Regions from separate parts of the Homo sapiens genome. Here region 2 is linked to region 1. A link is a loop called in an ENCODE intact Hi-C map of the cell type or tissue named here. Cell type or tissue: dorsolateral prefrontal cortex. All regions are shown on one strand. Links, peaks and the distances in the headings refer to the core of each region. The heading gives the core; the rest is flanking DNA.

Region 1 (2,921 bases), core at 101-2,600:
AATTTAAAAAAAAACAGCTTATTGAGATTTACTCACATACCATACTGTTCCCTTTTTTATGTGGTTTTGGTATAGTCACAGTCACTCCAGGAAACCACTATTATACTTTCTGCTTCTGCAGATTTTCTTATTCTGATTGTTTTATGTAAATGGAATTATAAATATATGGTCTTTTCTAAAGGGCTTATATTGCTTATCATAATGTTTCAAGTTTCATTCATGTTGTGGCATGCATCGGGATTTCATTACTTTTTACTGCCAAATAATATTCCACTGTATGGATACACCTCATTTCATTTATGCAGTCATTCATTGATGGCCATTTGGGTTGTGTTCACTTGTTGTCTATTGGGAATAGTGTTGCTGTGAATATTTGTGTACAAGTTTGTGTGGACATATGTTTTTATTTCCCTTGGGTAATAAAAACCTAAGAGTGGAAATGCTGGGTCACATGACAACACTAGGTTAACATTCTGAAGAACCGCCAGGCTGTTTCTGTATTTTATGAGGATTACAATATCTTCACATCCTTGCCAACACTTGATGTTTTCTGACTTTTTTGACTATAGGCAGAATAGTGAGCTGAGGTAACACTGAAATGAACTGCTAGACCAGAGCCTAAGAACATCAAAAAAATTCCATGGCAGACCAACAACACATTTTAAAATATGTAAATATTATATTTAAAAATATTAGCAATATATTTAGTCAGTAGACAAAATAAGCTCCCAAACATGAGTCGCGGCAGCATACCCACACCTGTGAAGAATATAGAAACCAAGTTACATATGTTGCAGGTGGGAAAATCAATGATGCTTGGCTTGCAAATTGTGGGTGGTCGGGTGAGACAGGAAGGGGGGCTGTAGGAGCTGTCTTCAAATATGGTTATGCAAAAGAAGAACCAAACTTTTGTTCAATAACTGTTGTACAACTGAGAAGAGCTTAGGATAAAGCGTCAAAATTTAGGAGAGGCAGGTCTCTGTCTTGTGCCAGATATGAATCTCAGTTACAAACTTGAGGAACTTTAAGCCTGAAAGGAATAACTCAAAGACTTAAGTAGCCCCCCATATATTTGGAAGGAACAAATAGGTTTGGGGTTTACATTGCTAGTGACAATGGCAAGTTTCACTGCAGATCTGCCTCTGGGATGTGTTCATAAGGTAGACTTTTTTTTAATGGAAAAAATGGTCTCAAAGATGCCAGCAAATGACAAATTTAGGGAAGTACTCTCAAGTACGGCCAGTTGCTGCTGTCTCTTTGGGAAATTCACTGACAAACAGTAATCAATGACAGACCTTTTGACCAGTGGGTGGCAGCACAGAGATGTACCATCGCTTGTCAGTAAATGTGCTGAGATGCAATTCTTTTTAGCCTGGGGTGTGGCTGGGTAAGCTCTTTGCACTGGCTTCGTCCATTGCCTTGCACAGCATGCTCAAAATATATTATCCTTTTCTAACTACCATATGAAACATAGGATACTAGGGTACGAAAAAAGTTGGAAAGGATCTGTGGTGTGTGTGTGTGTGTGTGTGTGTGTGTGTGTGTGTGTGTGTGTATATGTCAGAGCTACCCACAAATTCAAAGAGAGAAGTAGCGAAGTCCTAGATGTTAGAATTAAGCAAGGAGAATCTGAATGAATATCTGTGAGGGACTTAAATTAGAGTGAAGATTTAACTAAATGAACTAAGGTCTTCTCCAAATCATAGATGTTGTTAAACTCTGACATATAACTTGTTAGCTAGTAAAATCTACTTATTAGTATTTCATCGCTAAGGATAAATATTGCATATTATTTTTTAATCTTGACAACATTTAAATATAGTTTTGTTGTTGTTGTTCCTGCTAAGAATCTTTCCTCTGTGGTCTGAGATATCCATACTTTGTAAATATGTAGTATCTATAACAACAGACAATTTATTATGTAGCGTTAGGAACCATTGTCTCCACCACAAGTCTAGGTAAGGACTTGAGGTGGGACATCTGATTATCTTTGTTAATTAGGGGGAAAGTCACTCAGTACTACTGGGCTGTAATCTATTTTAAGGATAAGGTAATTTTCATGGCTTCTGCCATGACACAGAGTAAGCTACGTGACACTCGCTTCTGAAGGAGAAGTATGCCATCTTGTTTTAAGGACTGATTCATAAGTGGCCATAGAGTGTGGGCTAATATTCTGCATGATGGAAAAAGTGATACATTTGGAATCAGTAGACTTACTTCAGATTCCTCCAGCATTTTCTTACTGAACGGCCTTGGTTATGTAACATTTCTGAAACTGATTTTAATTATCTGATAAAATGAAGACAGTTAGCTCTCAGTGTTGTAATGGAATGTATGCATATAATAACACACATTTTACAAACACATATTAGTTTATTAGGATGCCCATGGAAATCTGTGCTCCTCAGTTGATATCAGCTTGATGAATTACTCTTTGCCATCTCTCTTAGACAATTAAGCAGTAAAGACTATGCAGTCTCAAGCTGGGGATTAAATCAGGAAATCCAATGGTGAATCTGGAGTTTCTTTAGTCACTAAGGAAATATGGAGAGAGGAGAGGATATTTGGTAGAGAAAAAATAATAATAAATGAGCTTTCAGAATTTAACTTATTGACAGATTATTACATGAGATGGTCTATAAATCCGCTGGAGAGAGAGTGCAGGAGGCGTTTCAAAGCTCCTTGATAACACTTCAACATGTTACATTTCAGTGTTCTGGGAGAAGATGTAGATTTTTTCTCTCTTACTTTTCTTATTTTTTTTTTTGTAAAAAAAGAAAATGTGTTAGAACTCTTGATAATCAGGTCATTTTTGTTGCTGTGACTTAAAACCCTCTGGATCACAAGTGTGTTTGCAAGTCCCAGCACCTGCCAATGTCTGATATCAAGAGGCTTTGGGGAAATCAAGGAGAACAAGTTGT
Region 2 (2,921 bases), core at 181-2,680, 860 kb after region 1:
CTCTAGAAAAAGCACTCCCACTCACAGAAGAGAGGCCAGGGAGCAAAAGTAGGGTTTATGGGTCAGGACGAAAGGGAAGCATGATTTTGTGTGAAGATGGTCTCTGTAATTCGGTGTCCTTTAACACAGCCCCCTGTGGACTCATACCTGAGTCCTGGCTGGAGGACTGCAGCAAAAGACAGGTGAAATAGAAATGAGCTGTCTTATCAGAACCTCCATACAACGATGAGAGCATAAGGCAGCAACTCTGAAGGATTTCTGCTGAAAGAGGATGCCAACAACAAGGAAAGAGACAGCCTGCTTAGAGAAGATATTTCCATTGTATAAAACGAGGGATTCACGTCTAGAATAAACAGAGCATCTAAAATTAATAAATCTTTTACAAAAAGTTAGTAGATGGTTTGCAAAAGGGGAAGTGCCAACACCCAACATGCAGAGATGCTAAAAGTCACTAGCAATGAACAGAAAAATATCAGAACGAAAAATTAACATCAGAACAGCACACAGGGGAAGGCAGGCCCCTCCCTGCCGCAGGAGAGGATGTGGGGGAACTGGACACTTGTGTGCTGTTGTTGGGCTATGAGTGCACCCTGGGAAGCAATCTGCAGGACTCTGGGAAGCTAAGTTTGCACACACCCATCACTCAGACCCACTCCCAGGGGCCATGTGGAGATTCTGAGACATGAGTCCAAGGGTCCATGCACAAGGATGCCCATTGAGGATGTAGAGGAAGAGGCCACCTAAGTGGTCGTCACTAGAGAAGTGGCTGCATAGGATGTGGTAGCACCCTCTGGAATACATATGGGTAGGAAGAGGCAGCGGGCTGGATGAATGGATCGTGCCAGGGATAGAGCCCAGACAGACGGTGCTTAAGGGAAGAGTGTGGGTGCCCAGGATATCATTCCAGTAGGCATCCACAGTCCATGGGGGGCTGTGTTAAGCACACACGGGCACAAGTGCACACACACAAGTCTACACATTCTACACAGATCCCATCTTCATGCAAGTCCCCAGAGACACAGTCTGAGATGGGATTTGGGTGTGTGTGATGCGCTAAGGGAAGCTTCCAGGAGAACGGAGGTAAGGGAGGGACCCAGAATAGTGCGAGGCTGCAGCTCAGCGAGAACAAGGGTTTGGAGAAAGTCTAGAAAGATCCCCTGGAGCTCTGACGCATCCCAGCTTGGACTTCGCCTTGAGGTAAGGGGACTGGCCTTTTGTCCCCTCTATCAGACAAGCACTGGCTTGGGGACTCCCCCGCACCCAGCGGTGTGCAAAGTCTCAGCCTGGCAGCTCCCTTCAGCAAGAGCGGCCGTCACCATCCCCAGCCCCCGCAGCTGTGAGCTGTCTGCAGCCAACGCTCAGGGCTGCAGAGTGTCAGGTTCACCACCTGGCAAGGGGGTCCAGGTGGGGCTCCATTCCCATCTCCCGCAGGTACAAACACTTGTTGAATATGTTCGAGTAGGTACCAATGGAGGATGGGGACATGGAGAGGGGGCTGCAAGGAAGGACAAAACTACAGAAAAGGTAGCGGTAGCAGCATCTCAGAGGGCTAATGGGGATGTGCCAGGGACAGGAATGCGATTAAGTCGACCCTGAACCTAAGCCCCTCCTTTGTAACTTGTACAAAAGAGGAAGGCACACACAGGGACGGACCCCGGAGCTTGCAGCGTGTCCGGGAATCTGATAGAAACGAGGATGGACCCCCGCCCCCTGCTGGCAGGCAGCGCAGCGCACTTTGCAGGCGGCGAAGAGGCAGTGGCTCTGGCACTGGTTTGTTTGTGAACAAAGAATCCAAAGAATTCAAATCCCCTTTCTGCAAAGTAGAGTAACTATAGCCACAAAACAACTGATCACAGAGGTGAATAGAACCACAAAGCAGGGAGAATTCTAAGCTTCCCTCTGTGTCATCGGCAGGGCAAAGGCAGAGGGAGATGAAACACAGGCACAGCGGCTGCGCTGCAGGAGAGGAAGGCTGGAAACAGCAAACCCCAAATTTTCGGGAACCACAAATGAGTCTAGGGCTCTCATACAAAAATAGATTGCTGCACAACAGAGGGAAGAATTCAAATAGAGACGACTCACATGTGTGTGTCAGGGTGGGGCTATCTCAGCTTTTGTGTGGGAAGCCACTGCAGCTGGTGGTGGCTCTGCCTTGCCCAAGTAAAGCAGAAAGCACTCAGCAAGCCTGGGGCCACACATGCACGTGCTCTGGTGCATGTATGCAGGCACACATATGTACATGACTGCATATGCACACATACATGCAGTGACAGGTGCAGGCGCACACATACATGCAGTGACAGGTGCAGGCACACACATGTGAGAATTTTCTTCTCTTAGTCAAGCTTTGCCTCTTCTGCCTAATGGAATGGCTTTTGGGACCCCTCCATCTCAAAAAGATCTCGAGATAAACAATTCCTTAGGCTTCTACCCACAACTGTTCACTCCTAAGAGCTTAGACACAGGCCAGGGGACTGGGCCCAGGAATCCACCTTTGAAAACACCACAACAGATTCTTCATCTCCTACCAACTCCCAACCCTGCACACACACTCCTTACATTCTCTGCCCAGCCTCAAAAATCCCACATGCAAACAAATGTCTGTGGACCTCTGGTGTGCTTGTCCTCTCGGTCACCAGGCCTGCCCCGACCCGACAAGATCCCATTAATCCACAGAGCTTAGGCCAGTAAGTCTCAAAATGCAGCAGCAGCACCTGGGAGCTGATTAGAAATGCCAGTTCTCGGGACCAGACTCTTCTGGAGTTAGGCCCAGGAAGAGGCGTTTAAATAAGCTCTCCACATGCACATTAAAGATTAAGAATCCCTGCCTTAGGCCACACCTTACCCAGCAAAGGAGAGGGCCACTAAGCACATAGGCCCTACCCTCAGGGAGTTCCAATCTGATGGTGATAGGTCAGCTT

Evidence for each region. A loop is a pair of places that touch in the nucleus more often than their neighbours do. Peaks named below come from ENCODE experiments on the same cell type or tissue, not always from the same donor. Only the 100,000 strongest peaks of a DNase experiment are listed, where the experiment ranks them.
Region 2: a loop joins it to region 1, with 6 times the contacts of the local background. A loop is called at or near these places in 2 of 110 quality-filtered maps.

Annotation. Positions count from the first base shown.
Region 1 is chr5:11,718,468-11,721,388 of GRCh38, reverse strand. The region is part of intron 2 of CTNND2 (catenin delta 2); the gene reads left to right. Among named protein-coding and RNA genes, the nearest start is that of CTNND2, 180 kb to the left of the region's middle. In dorsolateral prefrontal cortex, for the core only: a CTCF peak has its summit at 1,296 (motif pointing right); a DNase peak (open chromatin) is centred at 1,318.
Region 2 is chr5:10,856,006-10,858,926 of GRCh38, reverse strand. No RefSeq gene overlaps it. Among named protein-coding and RNA genes, the nearest start is that of CTD-2154B17.1, 70 kb to the right of the region's middle. In dorsolateral prefrontal cortex, for the core only: CTCF peaks have their summits at 1,528 and 1,731 (motif pointing left); DNase peaks (open chromatin) are centred at 1,295 and 1,696; H3K4me3 peaks cover 1,097 bases; H3K27ac peaks cover 1,124 bases.